4 separate regions of the Mus musculus genome follow, and regions 2, 3 and 4 are each linked to region 1. A link is a loop called in an ENCODE intact Hi-C map of the cell type or tissue named here. Cell type or tissue: gastrocnemius. All regions are shown on one strand. Links, peaks and the distances in the headings refer to the core of each region. The heading gives the core; the rest is flanking DNA. Region 1 has its middle 30 kb from the start of Mir6380. Region 2 has its middle 19 kb from the start of Ddit4l. Region 3 overlaps 1700030L20Rik (RIKEN cDNA 1700030L20 gene). Region 4 holds the start of Ddit4l (DNA-damage-inducible transcript 4-like).

Region 1 (4,807 bases), core at 1,311-3,810:
CAACACTGTGCAGTGTGACAGTGGGCGTGGCTTTGGTACTTTGACTGCTCGAGGCGATAGATGTAAATGTCCTTGCTTGGTGAGCTGCTGTTCTTCACTTTCTGTTTCTTCTTCTTTCCCCTGTTACTTGTGGAGAAGTGAACGCAGCTGGTGTCCTTGGGGTCTCAGAAGTTTAGAACTAACCTAGCTAAACCCACAGGGCTTTTCAATCAGGAAGAAAAGGCCAGCTATCACTCGTCTTTGATTTCCTAAGCTCTGGGCAATGGCTTCCTAGTTTTCTTTCAGCTGTGCAAACTTCTTACGTGGGTGCTGCTGGGAAGACACTGCATGGACATCTGGGAGGCAGACCCTGCTCTGATTTGTAGAGGTATCAGGGACCAAGAGTCCCCTTCAGCCATCCTTCTCTAGTCATGGCTGATGTGTGGATTTGTGTGGTTGGACCGTGTGAGAGCCCAAGGAACACACTTTGAGATAACTCTAAGGATCCTAAAGTCAAAAGAGCCGTAGTCCCAAAATAATGCTTTTCTGGTTGATTCTAGGTCTTATTTCCGCTGACCTTCCTCCTACCATTTCCTGGATGTTTCCAGATACCACCGGCTACAATGTCACATGCTCAAAGACATCTTTCCTCATGGCTGCATCCAAAATTATCATCTTCTGCTGTGTTTCACATATGGCCACTTGTGACATGTTTTGTGTTGCACGTCTTTTGATGAATTTCCTAGGATTGCCTTTAAAGTTAGCCACAGAGTGAGTGTCTTAAAAGCAACAGGAATACTGCACACTTTCAATCCCCACACTCAGGAGGCAGAAGTAGGCAGGCAGATCTTCAATAACTCAAGGCCAGCTTGGTCTACCATAGCAAGTTTCAGGCCATCCAGGGTTACAGAGTGAGTCCCTGTCTCAAAGCAAGCAAATACCACCCTCCCTACTATCCCCCTCCAGTAATCATCTCCTTTAGTCTTGGGAGATTAGAAACATGAAACTGAGGTGTTGGACTATTGCTGGAGGACCCTTTTATTAAGGTCTCAGTCCATCATGTCCAGAGAGCTCTCCAAGGTCAGCACATGGAGGACACCCTTTCTCAGTGGGATTTCCTCTTTTCTGCCCAGCCTTAATGGGAGAGCATCTCTCAGCTCAGATGTCTTATTCTGAGACGACCTTGCCGAGAGTCTCCTGCAGGTGATTTGTGATTCAGTACACGAGTCTTGGCTCTTCTTCTTGTCCAGATGATAATTCGGTGCTGTTTTGTGACCAATCAGCTCTTCCTGTAGGCAACCCTCAGAACTCTTATATAATTCACCCCTGTAGCAATACGATGAGCTATCTCTCTGAAGCTAAGTCCCAGAAGTTCACAGCCATCCAGGCCCCGATTGCTCTTCTGCTCCCTTTGTCTTCGTGGGTCGTCCTTAGTTTCTACCCTGAGTTTCCTTCATGGTGAGCTATAAGTGGTAAGGTAAAACTTTCCTTCCCCACTTGTTTTTTTTGCTTGATGTTTTATCATATCAACAGAAGGCAAACCAGTGCAGGAGGCTGCCTATAACTGGTTGAAGGATGGGGCTGTTGATGATGGACTGAACTCCCTGCTTTCTGTGACAAAACATATACACCTGTTATGTGTGGTGGCTTAGGTATGAATGCACAGAACTCAGAAGGCAGATGCAGGACAACCAGGAGTTCAAGGCCAGACTGGGCTTCAGGGAACCAATATGTTTCAAAATAAATAAGTGAACAAATAAATACTCGTTCAGTTTGTTGATGTGGTGGTTTGTAACAGGAGCTCAGAGTTCAGAGATAGCTAATGGCTTCCTGTTTCCTTAATCAAACATTACCAAGTTACATTTCTGGTGTGTGTGTATGTGTAACTGTGTGTTTATGCATGTGTGTATGTGTGTGTATATGTTTGTGTGTATGTGTGTAACTGTGTGTTTATGCATGTTTGTATGTGTGTGTATATGTTTGTGTGTGTATGTGTAACTGTGTGTTTATGCATGTGTGTATGTGTGTGTATATGTTTGTGTGTGTCTGTGTGTGTCTGTGTGTGTGATGTGTATGACTGTGTGTCTATGTATGTGTGTGTGTACACGTGTGTGTATGTTTCTGGTTGTGTTGGGATGTGAGTGAATGTTGTCTCCTGTGAACCACAGTGCTTCATTGGCAGGTGGAGGTCTGCAGAACGCGTCTTCTTCCTCTCACCTGCTGAAGTAAGGCAGCGTGTACAAAATATTTCTCCTCTCCAGATCTGCCTGCTGTCGAGTCAGAATCATTTATTATTTATTCCTCAGCACGATAGAGCTTAACTGCTTATTTTCGGCATGATTCGTGAAATAGACACAGGAAGTAGAAAGGCGGGAGCTGTAACTGCCTCCTGTTTGTTGTTTTGTTGTTGAGCAAGGCTGTTGGAGACTCTGGTCCACGCCTTGTCTTAAGTCTGTGGAGTGGATCTAACACAGGGCCTCATTTGCAGTGTCAGCCAGGCTGTCGCCATGAGAAGCTGGCTCACGGAGGGCAGTCTAAATCTCTCTCCTCTGCTGCAGTCTGCTTTCTTTGTGAAGACTGCTAAGAACATTCCAGAACTCTCTCCAAATATTGAAGTCCTTATCACTTCCTAAACTGGATGTTTGTTCAGGTCTGCCACAAAGCAGTACCAGTACTCTCTCATCAGCAGCTTTCTGTGACCGTGACCGTGCTGGGAAACTCTCCATACCCTGGGAAGAGAAGGAGGACAAGTATGGAAGTCCCATTAGTTATCTATTCGGAGGCTCCTGGCTTTGTTTTCTTAAAGGAAACAACTCGACTGAGTACCACGAGAGGGCGCCAGTGGGCTATGTTAGCGCTGGCGAGGCACTGCACTCCGGCATCCTCCCCACTCCCATTCCTTCCCACACTGCGGGGGGCAAAAACAACCCGGGGGCGCTGACGTCAGCTAGCCGGAGGCGCCTGCCTCTGTACCCATAGGTATAGTTAATCCCCCAGGAGTGAGGCCGGTGCTTTCTCTGGCAGCCCAATTTTCAGCTTAAATCATTGCCCTAATCTTATTTTAATGTGCATTGGGGCCCTGGCGGCTAGAGTGGGTGGCAGGGGAACAGCATTTAACATCCTTTGGAGTTTGGATTGTGCCGGACACTTCTTAAGCACTTGGGTGGGACAGAGAGACTTAATCTTGCAGCTGCAATCGACCTCAGTAGCCTTTGCCTTATTTGGCAAATTTAATTGGCAACGTTAATTTTGGGGGTTGGGGCTGGGGTAGAAGAGAAGGAAAGGAACACATGTGAAATACTAATATGCGCTGTATGCTTCACAGCGACTGTACGAAGTTGTTAAAAATGCTCAGTTTAGCAGAGACATTGAGAGAGATCAGAGCCTTCAGTCAGACAGCTTGCAATTGGCCCGTGGAGCCCTCCATTGGCCAGTCCCAGAACCACAGTCTGGGATCTGCTACCTGTGCGGCTTGCCTCTCTCTTGGGAGGCAGAGGCAGGCCAATTTCTGAGTTCTAGGTCAGCCTGGTCTACAGAGTGAGTTCCAGGACAGCCAGGGCTATAAGGAAAAACCCTGTCTCGAAAAACCAAAACCAACCAACCAAAACAAAAAACACACCCCCCAAACAAACAAACAAACAAAAACATCCCATCATCAACAACAACAAATCAAAACCAAAACAAAAAAAAAAGTTTTACAGGAAACTTGGCAAGAATGGAACAAAACCCACATTCCAAGGGGAACTAGCCCTTTTCAGGACAGTAGAATAAAGTCTAAATTTAACCACTCAGATGTGAGTTAACCAGCAGTTGTCTACAATGTATCTTGCCTGACTCAGAGGGTCCAATGTGCTTACAACAAAGTAGCAGAAAAGCACTGGCTAGCCGAAGGGCGGGCGTTGTTTGATTGGTGTGACATCCACCGGCTGTATTTACATCAAGTAAATGAAGAGAAGAGAGCAGTTTATCTGATGACATGGCTCGTCATCACATTGCAGGCACCAAAAAGGGGTATAGTGACCCGGGACATGGGGTGTGAGGGGAGTGACACAGTGCCCAGGGCAGTGTCTATAAATGGTGAGTCAGAATTCAATGATGCTTTCAGAACGGCGATGGGCCCACTGCCTGCATCCCAGACTTCTTCAGCTTAAGCCCACATCCCAGATAAGTAAATGAAGTCCGTGCACTAAAAGCATAAACCAAGAAATCAAACTGTAGGCACTTCACAGACCAAAGCACCTCATGAAGGTGCCATGACTCCGAAGTCGGACAGAGAGCCATTAATGTCCTATGGGGCATTAATACATGTTTTTTTTTCCTTCAGGCTTTCTTTTGCTGTTTTGACAGGAGCTGCTTCACCTTCAGGGATTTTTGTTTCATTCTTGAAAAGCTTCATGTAAAACTATGAATAGTCCATTTGGTCAGAGTCCTCAAAGTCAAACTAGAAAGTGAGGCGCAGTGCAGCGAGCCGAGCCCAGTGAGGACCGAGTTAGAACCAGAAGGACCGGTGGTCAAATCCCATGCTCTGTAGTTTTTAGTCACTTGCCTGTGAGTGAAATCTTCACAGTGGTGATGGTTCAGCTTCTTTGTCAACTTGACTGGGTTTAGAATCACACCCTTGGGTGTGTCTGTGAGGGTGTTTCCAGAAATGTTTAAGTGAGATGGGAAGGACTACCCTGAGTATGTCCAGCTCTCCCATAGGCTGGGATCTGATTGAACACAAAGGAGAAATTGGAGCCTGGGTGTGTGTGTGTGTGTGTGTGTGTGTGTGTCGGGGATGAGAGAGGGCACAGCAGTTAAGAGCACTTACTGCTCTTGCAGACGGTCA
Region 2 (4,807 bases), core at 981-3,480, 110 kb after region 1:
CCTCTCTTTTAAATTTAATTTAGCTCTCTCCTCTAGCCTGGCAAGATGCCCAAAGAAAGAAAGCCAAGGCGAAGAAGGTGGCTCCAGCGTCCACCAGAGTCAAGAAATAGGAGGCCAAAAAGGTGGTCAATCCTTTGAGAAAAGGCTCAAGAACTCTGGCATTGGGCAAGACATCCAGCCCAAAAGAGATCTCACATGCTTTGTCAAATGGCCCCGCTACATCAGGCTGCAGTGGCAAAGAGCCACCCTCTATAACTGGCTCAAAGTACCTTCTGCCATTAACTCAGGTCTTGGACAGGCAAACAGTTACTCAGCTGCTTAAGCTTGCCCACAAGTACAGTCCAGAGACAGAGCAAGAGAATAAGCAAAGGCTACTGGTCCATGCTGAGAAGAAAGCTGCTGGCAAAGGGGAAGTCCCAACTAAGAGACCGCCTGTCCTCTGAGCAGGAGTCAATACAGTCACCACCTTGATGGAGAACAAGAAGGCTCAGCTGGTGGTGACTGCCCATGATATAGACCCAACTGAGCTGGTGGTTTTCCTGTCTGCCCTGTGTCAAAAGATGGGGGTGCCCTATTGCATCATCAAGGGAAAGGCCAGCCTGGGGTGCCTGGTCCACAGGAAGACATGCACTACTGTTGCCTTCACACAGGTTAACTTGGAAGACAAGAGTGCTCTGGCTAAGCTGCTGGAAGCTATTAGGACCAAATATAATGGCAGATATGATGAGATCTGCCGCCACTGGGGAGGCAGCGTCCTGGGTCCCAAGTCTGTGGCACACACTGCCAAACTAAAATGGCAAAGGTTAAAGAACTTGCCACTAAACTGGATTAAATGTATACTAAGTTTTCTTTACATAAATATAATAACAAAATTAAAAAAATTATTTTTTTGGCAGTTTCATATATGAGTATTTTATTTACCTAATTTCCACCACTGCTTCTCACTCTGACTTCTCCTGTGTCCTCTCACTCCATCTCAGATTAATGACTTCTGTCATTGTTACATAAACACATATACACACATACACATACACGCAAATGTTCATATAAACAAAGCCTGCTCAGTACACTTAGTATTTCCAGCATGTCCGTATTTTTAGGTCTAGCTGTTTGAGGTTGAATACCTTGTCAGGCCTCAGGGCTCTGGAGAGTACTGCCTTCCCTGCCCCCCACCCCATTTTTTAGCAGTCATTAATTATCTGCAGCCCTTCATCTAGGGGTGAGGCCTCGTGAGACTCATCAGCACTGACATGTCAACTGGTGTTGACCCTGTGCAGGCCTTGTTTAGGTGTTGTTTCTGAAGCTTCCATTTCATGTATAGAAAATACTATTTCCCAGCAGACATTCTGTTCCTTTTACAAGCCTTCTGCCCCCCCCCCCCTTTTTTTGCTATGTTCCCTGAGCCTTAGGTGTAGGGGATTGGGTTGTAGATGCATCAGTTGGCATTGAGCACCCCAGGGTCAGTTTCAGGAAAAGATATTTCAAGATCTTTAAATACTGTATTGCTTCGTAAAATATGGAAATGCTGTAAATTTCTCAAAACCTAATTATTTCTCTTAAAAGCTTCAGTGGAGTTCAAATTTGGAATAATCTAAATAGAAACTCAAAATAATATAAACAAGGAAACAGGTTTCCTTTCAAATGTTAAGTTTATCTGGATGTAAAATACATTAAAGTTGTGATTTTCTTTTTAAAGACATCAGTGATCTTTCTTTTACATGAAGTTAGGATTTATTACATATTATTTGAGCTGAGTACAGAAATGAGCATTACTATTTAGCTGACACAGGTACAAAAGCCAGTATTACATTTCCACTGCGACCATCCCTAAGGGTTTTCTTGTGTCTTGAGTTAGGAGGACAGTGGGACATCATGGCCTCTGATGACCAGCGGATTGATTTACATTATATTTAGAAACAGAGCCTCCCACGGGCTGCATCCAACTTCTTGTCAACAGTGTTAGCATTTGAAAAAATAGCCTTATTTTCTTTACCTAAGCCAAAGGTTGCCTAGGTTATGTTTGGATGTATCTCAGGGATGCAGTCCGGACTGATTTTCTTACTTCATTTGTGATGATAATACAACCTGCCTTAACATATGAATGAAACTGTTCCTTTTAGGATCTTTCTACATTCTCAAGAGAACAAATCAGTGAGGTCTCCAAAAAAGAGGAAGAATAACACACAAAATTTGACATATTTCTTTGGAGCATGCACCAAAGTAAAGATGTGTGAGTTACTTACACATAGCTCTGGTCACAATTTAAATAATGATATGCAAGTTACTTAAACTTAGCTGTTGTCACGATTTCCCCTGCAGCACACACCCAGCAGCAGCAGGACTTTCTGTGGGAGCACCTGCATTTCCGGTTCTTACCCTTAAACTTTCTTTGAAATTCGAGAGAGAGAGAATTATTACAGCTGCTGACCGGAGCTGCCAAATTGGACATATGTTTAAAGCAGGAACGGTGACAGATTCTTATTGAAAAGAATACATGCGTTTTCACAGCCTCAGAAATAGCCCAGGCAAAGAAAATGGAGATCACTGAACGACTCTGAGAGGCAGGATTGGCCAAGTGGAGAATCCTGAGGATGGAGTCTTCTCTTTGTATGCGTTAAGGAAATCCTCGGAGGTATTCAGTTGCCTTCTGCATAGGAGACCATAAGGCAATGAAATCAGGGGACTAGAATGCAGCCCTTTCTCTGTTCACAGGAGGGGCTTGCATTCATCATGGGTATGCTATTGCTGCAAGGGACAGTAGGCTTTATTTGACACCATTAGGTTTCTCAAGAAAAGACAGATATTTGAATTTGGTTGTGCAAGTTGCTGGGCCACTGTGTACAACTGCACAGATTAGAAAGGTATGGTCTTTCCATCTATTAGTGAGAAATAATAAACAAAAATTGTATAAGTATGAAATGTGACCCATGGACAGTAGTCTGAAACCCTTTGGTTTAAACTTATTCAATAGTTTCATTATTATTACCGATCCCTGCATTTACAATTTGGCTTTTAGCAGCTCAAATTCTTTGGACTTTTAGGGTTAGATTAAGTGAATGCAATCTTTACAACATGAACACACGTTTCATATATTTGTGTCTAGTTCTCATAGTTCCTTTAATCTAGATTTGGACTCCATGAATCCCATCAAAATGCAAACAGCCATTCGTTCAGCAACTCTGAAAGCGGGTTAGTGAATGCGCAGTAGCCCCTAGACCTAACACTTGCTTTAGTTTTGGAGTCTAAAATCTGGCCTAAACCCAACCAACATGGCCAGGCCATCCTAGGAGAACTTCACTCTCTGGCCTGCCTTTTGGAGAGCTTTAAAGATCTGCCACCTGTGGAGCCCTTCCTGCCAAGTCCTTGAACCTGTGAACCTGTGTAAAGCTGCCAAGGTATTTGGTGAGTGGGAGCCGAAAATAGTCTGCTGAATCCACACCTGGCATTCGGGACACTTGAGAGGCTTTAGCCTCCTGGTGACCTCGTGCGCATTAAAGCACATCCTCTTTGGCTAATTTCCTTTCAGTGTGGGACTAGTGTCCACCAGAAAGGCAAGGCTATGCTTAAAAATGAAGAGCAGATGACTAAGTGTGTATGGTGTGCCCGCACAGGACCTTTGTGTCTGTAAGACATTCTGTGGTCATATAATACTACGACCTTGATGCTAGCCCAATTTCTAAAAATGTATTTTCGCTTTTATTCATGCATATGTATATGTGTGTTTCTGTATTAGTATCTACCATATATGACTGGATACCCAGAAAGGCCAGATGAGGGTACTAGATCCCCTGGAACTGGAGTTACAGGTGGTTGTGAGCTACCAATATGGGTGGTAGAAACCAAACTCTAGTCTTCCTTCTATGAGTGTAGTATGTTCTTAACTGTTGAGCTATGTCCCTAGAGCACCACCTTCCCACAGTCCCCTGCTTGCCAGCCTTGCTCTTTGAAACAATGAGATTGAAGACAACAGATGTAAGACCACATGGCTATTTAGTGATAGACCAGGCTAGGAACCCGGGCTCTGGTTTCAAGCACGTGAGTTTTCATTGCTTGGCCTGGTTCCCTGGCCTAACACCCAGTTTTGAGCTCTTTACAGGTCAGGAGTAACTGTGGATAGCACCTACTTTGGTTGGTTTCCTCACCCACTCTCTGCGGTATGTCCGGCTCTCTTAGTTTTCTGGGACTGTAACAAATAGCCCGCATTGTCAGAAAATTTGCATAATTTTGGCTCTCAGTTTTGGAGGGTGCATCCAGGGCCAACTGACTCCGTGGCTTTAGGTGTTCGGGCAAAGCAGCATCTCATTTCAGAAGTTCAAGGCGGAACAAAGCTGATCATGTTAAAGCTGTGAGTTCGAAGAGGGGATGAGGAAGAATTTGGGTCCATAATCTCCTTGGTGACATTCATCCAGTAACCTAAAAACCTTTCACTAGGCTCTACCTTTTCCAGATTTCACTACCTCCTGATGGCATCCGTCTGGGGACTGTATGTTTCACACGCTGACCTTTGAAGCGCCCTTGGGATGCTAGCTATAGCAAGCTTTCAATCAGCTGGATTTATGCTATGTTCGTCACACAGCTCCACCCCAGTCTACAAAGATGCAGGCAAAGGTTTGCACTGTTCATTCCGTTGTCATGAACATCTGTCTGCTTACCAGACTTGCTTTCCTCCTGCATTCATCCACACTGAACTCCAGATGCTGGCGTGGTCTTCCTTGACCTTAGAATTTGGGATCTGTACTTGGTCCTTTCTCTATTTTAAGCCTTTGCTTGAGTTGGTAAGATCTGATTTTCTGGCATGCAGTGGGTT
Region 3 (4,807 bases), core at 995-3,494, 1.3 Mb after region 1:
TCACCATCTGTTTTCCATGTGATGTCTTAATAAACACCACCATCTACACAGAGGTGTTACTACTGGATGTGTGGAGGTCAGAGTACTCCAGCACAAGAAAGGAATTGTTTATTCCAGACTTAGTACATGGGATGTTTATGGTCTACATTAGGAAAGCCCAGTTTTAGGCTTTTTTATTTTTATTTTTATTTTGTGTTGTAAGAAACATTTGGAAAAAAAACTACAGACATGGAAAGGTTAGACCGATAAAGACTGACTGGGGATTCAGGAGAGGAGAATTCAGAAAAAGTATCAGACAGAAGAAAAGACACTTCCAGTCTTTGTCAAGAAGGAATAAAGTAGAAATTGTTCCAGTCCTACGTCATGATCAGCCAAACAACAGTAAAGACATTCTGATTACCCTTTAGCATAAGTTCCCTACCCAAGCTAAACACACACACACACACACACACACACACACACAAACACACACACACACACACAGTTGATATAGTGTGCATTTATTGAGTAAATATTCATGGGTACCATCTGCAATGTACAGCCAGCAAAATAATTTCTTCTATTAAAATATGTCTGATCTATCTGCTGGTCTTGGGATGTAGTTCAGTTGGCAGGTGCTTGCCTCCTGTGCATGAGCCCCTGGGTTTAATATCTGGGTACTACCATAAAACCACATATGATATTATAGGGCTATGATCCTAGAAGTTGGGAAGTAGAGTCAGGATATTTAGAAGAATAAGGTTATTCTTGGCTGTATAGAATGTTCAAGGCCAGCCTGGGCTACAAGAGACCTCATCTTAGACAGCAGCTGTCCAGATGATAGATCTATTCCTGATTTTTAAAGAATCCTCCGTAGTGGTTTCCATAGTAGCTGCACCAGTGTGCAATCCCACCAAGAGTGAATGAGCATCTTGTTTTCTTCTCAGCATTTGTTGGTGCTTGTTTTGTTGATCTTGGCTATTCTGACTGGCACAAGTTGAAAGACTATAGGAGTTTTAATCTCTGCCTCCCTGTTTTCTCAGATATCAAATAAATTTAAAGAGCTCTTGCTCTTGCTCCTTCGCCTGCTTGCTGCGTGAGACTGAGTAACTGCTAGATCCTTGGACTTCCATTCACAGCTGCGACTGAACCATTGTTGGGAATTGGGCTGCCGACTGTAAGTCATCAATAAATTCCTTTACTATATAGAGACTGTCCATAAGTTCTGTGACTCTAGAGAACCCTGACTAATACAGAAGTTTATTTTGCAAGAGCAAATAAATTTAAAGCTAGTCATCTTCATATCTTCTTTTGTGACACTTCAGATCCACAGCCTATTCCCTAAGTGGCCTGGGGTTTTAGGTTTGGTTTTGATTCTTTGTTTCTTGAGTTCTTTGTATTTTCTGAATATGAATCCTTTATCAGACACACGTTTGGCAGGGACTTTCTTTTACTCCATGGGCTTCCTGTTTACGCCATTGTTTCTTTGCTCACACATGCTCTTCAATTATGAGGTTCATTTGTCAATTTTTAACTTCAATTGCTAAGCAAAGGGGGTACATTTTACAAAGCCCTTCTCAGTCCGTGTGTCTGGGAGGATACTGCCATGTTTCTTCTGGCAGGTTCAGTGTGTAGGGTTTTACTTTGAGATCTCTGGTCCATGTTGACTTCTGTGGATGTGACAGATATGGGCCTAATTTAAATCCTTATCCACGTACACCATTAACGGGCACATACTCAAAGAGCTTAATGTCCTACTACAGAGATACTTGCTCAGCCAACACCCCCTCAGATTAAAAAAAATACAGGTCCTAGTAAAATCTTCAAAATGTCATATGGGCTCCCATCTTTCCCTGCTCCTGCACTTGGCAGGACTCCATTATGAAAGTGGACTTACCACCACAACAGGTTGTGGCCTCCCCCACCAGTTTCCTCTTGCCTCTGCACCTCAGGGTGTCCTTACAAACATAAGGGCATCACCAAGCCAACTCATGACTTCTCCTATCCCTCCTCCCTCTGCCAAGGTGAAGAGAGAGCTCCCTGCTTCTCTTTCCTCTGACCCACATAGCTACACTTTCTAAGAACTTACCAAGAAAATAGAGGAAGAGCCTCATAACCCACTGGCCTCCTCCAACCAGGGGAGAGCAGATAGGGCACCCCTCGGTCCCTGAACGAGCTCTGCCTTCCCTTTCTGTTTAGGATTCCTGGACATTTCCAGTTGATGATCACCACACCAGGGCTGGATCCTCACAAAATCAAACTACCATTTTAAACAGATTTCTCCCTACACCTCAGACTTCAAGATGCTTTAGCCAAACACACTGATGCCTTTGGGGCTTTGGACTTGAGACAAGAGTTGCTGTACCCTCTGGCTAAGGAGTCCCAACCCCCGCCCTACTCCCTCCTGGACAGTGGGATGCTACCAAGTGCTTATGCCTGTCTCCCTCTCCCTTTCTACTTTTCAGGGGTCAAAGAGACAGAGTTGCACCCCTCCTGCTGCCACCTGCTGGGCTATTTTGGTGCATGGCCAGTGGGCAAGGCACATCCAGTATGCACATGTGCACATGTAGGGAAGAGGGACCTGCCTGCCTGGTGGGCACCTGCACCACTGACAGCAGAAGCAGAGCAGGCTCTTCCCCGAGTCTTGGCATCTAAATGAAAAGGATCCCAGGGACCCATCAGACCAGCCAGACTGTTGGCCTCACCAGATGCACACTGCCAAGTTGAATCCTCAGGGCTGACTACACGTGCTAGCCATCATAGAGTTGTAAGACCCAAATTTCAGGAATGACAGGCAGGGGTTCACTGCTAAGATTTGAGATGGCATGGCTAGGACAATACAGCCCACCCCAAACTTAAAATTTTTGTGATTCTTTGTCTAAGTTTTGTTTAAATGCTTATTCTTCTCTAATAATAGGAATACCTAAAAGAATATTCATGGTTTTAACCCAAAATTGTATATAGATTGCAAACAGTGGTAATACTGACATATCTAAAGTTTATCTACTTTTGTAAACTTAAAAATTCTTTTACGCTTCAGAGAATCACCTTGGATCTACATCCCACAGGTCAAAAGGACTACATTAACAAATATTATTTAATATTCAATTAATAAAAATAAGGTCACCTACTTCAGACAGTTTATTTTTCACAGGCAAGCTGTTACTGTCTATTCCAGATACCTAAGTATTGTGCCTTTTCCTCTCTCAGCTACCTCAAGCAGATGAGATAAGTCACCTCCATCCCTTTCTGCTTTCCTTACTGCAGCACAGGTGGAAGTCACCTGATTCCCCTTTCAAGAATGCCAACCCGGGATTAAGATTACTCTAACAACTACCCTGTGCCTTTTTCCTAGGCTTATACCAACAGACCACTTGATGTGCTGCCAACCAAACTGTTATAGGCTTAATGTGTGCATTATCCTCTCTCTTCTTCTGGTATAAGGAAAATAAAATAACCCCCTGGGCAGACATTCACCTGCCAGAATTTTGCATTCCTGTGGTGACTATACCACCTGTTTATCTCTATGAGGAAAGGAAGGCAGATGCTGCTCTAGGCAAGATGGAGACAAGAGATGTTCCTTCCTTTGCTGGAAGGAATAGCACCCACCATCTTTCCTGGATCTCTTGAAGCCACGACAGCTGCCTTCATCCAGACACAACCAGCTTACTGGAGACTGCCAAGACAAGCTTGACCAGGCAATGGCTTCCAATACAGACAGTCTCAAGTCCCTTCAACTACAGATAAACTCCCTAGCAGGGGTTGCTCTCCAAAACCAGACAACTCTGAACCAGATGACTTGCATTATGTTGAGGGAGAAATGCTGTGTTAATGAATCTGGGCTGGTGGAGAAAGACTTGAAAAGCTCAGAGATCTCCCCCAAGATCTCCACTGGGATTTCTGAGCATGCTGTGTGCCTGAGACCTAACCCCATGGTATGCAAACCCCTTGTGGCTTGGCTTCTTCCCCTCCTACCACCCTTCTAGCCTCCATGGACACACACACACAGAGGCGTTCTCTCTTTCTCTGCTACAAAATAAAATGTTTAGGGTCTCTGTCTCTGTCTCTGTCTCTGTCTCTGTCTCTCTCTCTCTCTCTCTCTCACACACACCGCACACATGAGAGAGAGAGAGAGAGACAGAGACAGAGACAGAGACAGAGACAGAGAGATACCCTAAACATTTTATTTTGTAGCTTGATTTTAGTCATCCAGATTCAGTGGCTTTGAGGCATCTCGGGTTCAGATGTGCTTCTGGCACACAACTTTGTGTATGGAGTGAACAGAATCGATCTCCTCACAGAGACTGCAGTAAGAAAGCACGGTGAGGTTCTGAGTTTCAGTAGTAAAAGCCTCACACCAGCTGCGGGTCAGCACTGACCACAGCAGTTCCCCAAACCCATGTTGAGTAGAGGTAGCAGCAGCAAGTTAGAAACAGAGATGTTGTTGCTTCATGACCCCTAGTTTCAAAGGTCCTGTTAGCTCTTGGAAGTCATCCTGCCCTTTGACACCTCATGCTTGTGCCCTGCCTTGTTATTTTCCTGCTCAATTTAATTGCGTCGGTTCTTGTTCTGACCAAATTCGGTGTCCTTAAGTTCACTGTTTTCAAGACCATGGGGATTTCTATCCAAATAAAAAAATGCTAAGTTCATGTTGCCCTTTGGTGCCCTGACTTGACATTTCTTTATAGGCAACAATGAGGTCTTAGATCATGCAGGTTACTTAGGAGACAGAGAAAAAGATTTCTACTTTGAAAACTGTTGACTAATTATGACTCACTACCCAGGGAAAGAAATGGCCACTGTTTAAACCTTTGCAAGCTCTAAAGAA
Region 4 (4,415 bases), core at 1-2,500, 130 kb after region 1:
TTCACAAGTCGAAATCCTGAGCTGAGAATCAGAGTTCGCTTAAGGCCTGAGGAGAAGCGACCTCTGCTAAAGAAGAAGTCCTTGAGGCTGGTCCACGGGCAGCTCTCCTGCTTAAACACAAGCGTGAGCTCAAAGGTCGGCACCACGCTAGCATCACACACGATCCTATCCAGCTTTTTACATACATTTTCAATCTCCAAGTTCACGTGCATAACACAACCCCGAAGGCCGCAGGGCTCCGTGGACGAGAGCCGCAGGACATCTTGAGCAATTCTCTGGGTCAGTTTCTCAGGGACCAAGACCTTAGAGCAACCAAGTTTGGTTTGCTTTGATCTGGACAGACAGTTCTCCAACATTTTAACCAAATTCTGGCATGTTGTCTCTTCAAATACCACCTCGTTGAGGTTGGGCTCAGGGACAACATAATCCCAGTAGTCGAAATCTGAAAGAAATGAAAGTTTTAGTGAACAGAGAAGCAAGGTGTACGAGGTCTTACTGGCATAGTAAGACTGGCCACTTCTAGCTTCATATCTACCTGCTTTTAATACTGCTTTCTCTCATCTCAATTTTGCTGTTAACCATGTAGGTAATAGAACAGGCCTTCTAACCTTTCAGGACTGAAAGCTCATCTATGCCCTAAAGACTCTGATAAACATAATGAATAGGTTAAAACAACCCTCTTTTACAATTTCTTCTCTCCCCGTAGTCTTGAGGATTATGTGGCAAAAATCTGTCCAAGGTCATCCAAGATTACTAGTGATCTCCTTTCCCCCTTGCTCTCTCTGTAGGGTTTTCCAAGTTTATTTTAGTTTTTTTTCACAAGTCCATGCAGAACATCTGGAATAAAAATCATCACTATTGCTTAACAAAGGGACCGTTGGCGTGCAGAATGGTTTCAAACGCTGTAAAGTGAGCCTGTCCCAATGCTAATGATCTACCAGCCTTAGTTTTCGTTAGAAGTCCTTACTAGGATGGCCTGGAGGTCCAGTGTTGGCTTTGACCTGTTTGATTCAAGTTTGCTCGCAGAGGAGAGAGGACTTTTGAGGTTCCTGAGTTTATTTATAACCGGGCTGGGTCAGTTTTTCTTAGCTGAGCAAAACAAAACAGTCCCAGGAAAACAAAGTTAGGTTTACTCAGAGGAAAAAAGATAGCTCTGCATTTGGTCACCTACCTTCCAAATTAATCCTACTACTTGGCCGGGTGCCATGCCACACTGCGGCCACGAGCCTTCCTCTCCTCTCCTGGTTTTCTATGTCATTAGCTCACTTAGAGGGCACTGCTTGTTTTTTGTTTTTTGTTTTATTTTTTAAATTCCAACAAATAGATTCCAAATCATATCTGTATTTTTATCCACATTGAAGACAGACAAATTTAGAATTATAATATTATCTTATAGATGAAGAAAATCTAAAGAGCTTAAGCCACTTAATATATGCTCACACCACTCTTCCATAGTTGAATAGTCTGTCAGATTAGAAATTGACGTTTCAAGTTGCAAATGATGATTCCTGTAGAACCAGGGCTGTTCAAGTTTTCTTCTGACATTAATGCACAGTGGGTGCATTTCATAATAGAATCTTACTTAGCAACGAAAAGGAACTCACTGATGAGGTAAGTGTATAACTCTACAACATCACACGGTGGGAAAGCAAACCGAACTGAGAAGAGCATATACACTTATTATTTAACATTCTAAAAGCAAAACTAACGTGGTAACAAAATGCCGAAGGATGGTCTTCTGGAGACGGGAAAGAGAAGGATTAGGTGGCAAACAGAAAAGGGAGAATTTGGGGGGGGGGGGGGAGGGGGGACGGACGTGGTGGTGCTAGCTACACAAGTAAGCGCATGTCTTTAAACACACCCAGCCTGTACACTTAATGTTCCAACCATGAGATAGGGAACTTCATCCCCAAGAGCCTCTTAGCAGACTGGAACAACGCATTATTCCCCTTACGTTTGTTTTTGGTGGGCAGACAATGCAAAGGAAGTTTAGAAAGAGATCTCAGATGGGTTTCATAGTCCTCTGTGTCTCTAGGAGGAGATGAAGTCTCGCGCACTCAGGCAGGGACGCTTACACTAGAGAGGGGCCCCGCAACCTTCGGATAGGAAAGAGGTGGACAGCCCAGAGACTCACCACTTAGCAGACTCCCAGGGTGATAGCCACCGTCCAACAACTCTGAAATGCTGGCCGGGTTCTTACTGCTCAAACTGCCCGTTGCAACCATGGTCAACGGCTCTGTTTCCCTCGCGGAGCAGAACGGATCTTTCCCTAGGCGCTGGGAGGAAAAAGTGAGAAGTTTGCAAAAGCACGCAAGAAGTGCACAGGCTCCTCAGAGTCCCGGCATCGCCAGGGCGAACTAGCCCGGGCACTGCCCTTCCAAAGGGAGGGACCAGCCTTAGCAACTCAAGTTGACAAAGCCCTAGGAGCGGAGGCGCCAACTAAAGCCAACAGGCTGGAAGTAGCTGGAAAGTCAGCACAACTGGGAAGCGACCCTGCCCTATCCCGCCTCCTCGGGTCGCTCACCTGCCGGATTTCACCAGACGCTGAAGGGTAAACCGAGGCAGGCGCCCCTCAGTAGTCCGAAGCTTGGACAGTGGTCCCCTGCACAGTCCTGCAGCAAGCCGAAGGCTGCGGGCCACCGCGCCCACCAGCACAGGCTGCACCCGGCCGCTCCGCCTCCCGAATGGAGAGCGCTTTATAGGTCCCGCCTCTCCTCCTGGCCGGCACGCCCACCTGCGCCACTCGCTCGGGCCCGTGCCCCGGCCCGCCCCTGCAGGGTCAGGTCACCTTTCAGTTCCTTCCCAGGCAGGGGCCCAGGCAAGCCCCTGGGAGTTGGTGATCAGCCTCGCCTTGGGCGGACACCTGCTGCTTCCTGAGTTGGCCACTGGTCACCCTGAGTTGGCCACTGGTCACCCTCCTAAAGAGCATCTCCCTTCGGCCACTAACCTAGATTCTTTGGCGTGAGCCCCTGCCCACAGCTTGCCTGCTTCCAGGCTCAGACTGCTCAGGTTTTGGCTATGGAACTTTTCAAGCAGCTAGAAGCTCCAGGTCCTGTTAGGCATGACCCAAAACTTTGCTGTGTCATTCTGAATAAGTATTTGGCTTAGTTGACACTGTGCTCTGTGAGCATCCTTTATGCCCATGTTCTGACTCTAACCCATCAGCTCCAGTCCGCACCCAGTCTCCCCGCAGGTGGTCGGGATGTGGTAAGGGCTCTCTAGCTTCAGCTGCACTCAGGAATCAATGGGGCATCTTTGGGGATACTACATCTGTGACTAAACCGTTTTTCTCCGCGGCCAGGGCGAGCCTGGCCCTGTTCTAAGACCTGGCTTCGAAAGGCACAGAACTTGAATTGAAGAGGGCCAGTGCCAAGAAACTAAACAAAACCACTAACAGGATCTCAGTTGCCTGCTCCAGCCGCAGGATAGTTAGGAGCAATTGCCATTCCCAGAAGCAAAAGTTCCCGGTGGGCTTGTTTGGGAAGAAGTTTAAGCTTTAGTGGTCTTTAAAAAGCTTGTGGGGCATGAGAATAAAGAGTTGTCCTGCTAGGATAAGCTCTGCGACTCTTTCCGGGGAGTCTTGAGCAAGAGGGAACAGAGGGTCTGGGACACCACTAAAAGCACGATGCCAAACGTTTTCTTCTAACTTTACTAAGCCACCCTTCCTGCTGCCCTGCGCCAGTGGCACAGGGTTTGCAATGGGTGGGCGTTCCCAGCGAGGTTGCTGAGGTTGCTGAGATGGTTGAGGTGGATCAGAAAAGGAAGAGACCGAGATACTTGGGGTGAGGGTGAACCTCATTCAAGGCCAGGTTCCAGCACCACTCCCGCACACTTTGGGTCCCCACGTGCAAGGAAGGACCTGCAGGTTAGGGCCTTGAGAAGTAGGATCCGCTGTCCAGGCTAAAAAAACTCTCAGAAGGAAAAACAACAACAAAAGTGGTAAAGAGAGTGTGATAAACAGATCAGTGGGAGGACACTTGCAGGCAGAGCAACAGAAACTAAAGCCAGCTTGAAGGTCCATTTTTAACTCTCCCGAAGCAGCTGCACTGCTCAAGGTCAGGCAGGCTCAGGCACGGGATGCTGATAGGCTGGGGAAAGCAGATTTCCACTTCTATTTTAATAACAAAAGTGGAAAACAAGCAATCCCATTTAAGCCGGTTAGAATGGGTCCTTTAGCTGCTACAGAGCCGCTGGTCCTTATCTAGTCAGCCTTGTTAATGACAGCTGCGTCCTCCCTGCTTCAAGGAATGTTATTAGTGTTATGATAGTAAGTGATCAGAATGGACGTGGGTAGAATAGAGAAAATGCAGCATTTCCACTCGGGTATTTAGGCATAATTCATACTTCCACCGGGACAAAGTTATAGAAAGTTCTAGAATGTGGTATTTACTTTTGGCTCACCTAGCTACAATTTT

The links. Hi-C counts contacts between places; a loop is a spot of excess contacts. Peaks named below come from ENCODE experiments on the same cell type or tissue, not always from the same donor. Only the 100,000 strongest peaks of a DNase experiment are listed, where the experiment ranks them.
Region 2: it touches region 1 in a loop (3-fold over the local background); 2 of 42 quality-filtered maps call a loop at or near these places.
Region 3: it touches region 1 in a loop (6-fold over the local background); 2 of 42 quality-filtered maps call a loop at or near these places.
Region 4: a loop joins it to region 1, with 4 times the contacts of the local background. A loop is called at or near these places in 5 of 42 quality-filtered maps.

Annotation. Positions count from the first base shown.
Region 1 is chr3:137,751,122-137,755,928 of GRCm38, reverse strand. No RefSeq gene overlaps it. Among named protein-coding and RNA genes, the nearest start is that of Mir6380, 30 kb to the left of the region's middle. In gastrocnemius, for the core only: CTCF peaks have their summits at 2,820 (motif pointing right) and 3,412; DNase peaks (open chromatin) are centred at 2,858 and 3,396; H3K4me3 peaks cover 1,100 bases; H3K27ac peaks cover 1,345 bases.
Region 2 is chr3:137,640,038-137,644,844 of GRCm38, reverse strand. No RefSeq gene overlaps it. Among named protein-coding and RNA genes, the nearest start is that of Ddit4l, 19 kb to the right of the region's middle. In gastrocnemius, for the core only: no CTCF peak of the experiment used is centred there; no DNase peak of the experiment used is centred there; H3K4me3 peaks cover 275 bases; H3K27ac peaks cover 2,310 bases.
Region 3 is chr3:136,440,012-136,444,818 of GRCm38, reverse strand. It overlaps 1700030L20Rik (RIKEN cDNA 1700030L20 gene), which reads left to right. Exons shown (of 5, transcript NR_040592.1): 3 at 1,023-1,156. Among named protein-coding and RNA genes, the nearest start is that of 1700030L20Rik, 6.9 kb to the left of the region's middle. In gastrocnemius, for the core only: a CTCF peak has its summit at 2,485 (motif pointing left); a DNase peak (open chromatin) is centred at 2,566.
Region 4 is chr3:137,621,993-137,626,407 of GRCm38, reverse strand. Ddit4l (DNA-damage-inducible transcript 4-like) reads right to left here and starts at 2,736. Exons shown (of 3, transcript NM_030143.4): 1 at 2,525-2,736; 2 at 2,135-2,276; 3 at 1-442. The coding sequence starts at 2,225. In gastrocnemius, for the core only: no CTCF peak of the experiment used is centred there; a DNase peak (open chromatin) is centred at 1,194; H3K4me3 peaks cover 2,500 bases; H3K27ac peaks cover 2,500 bases.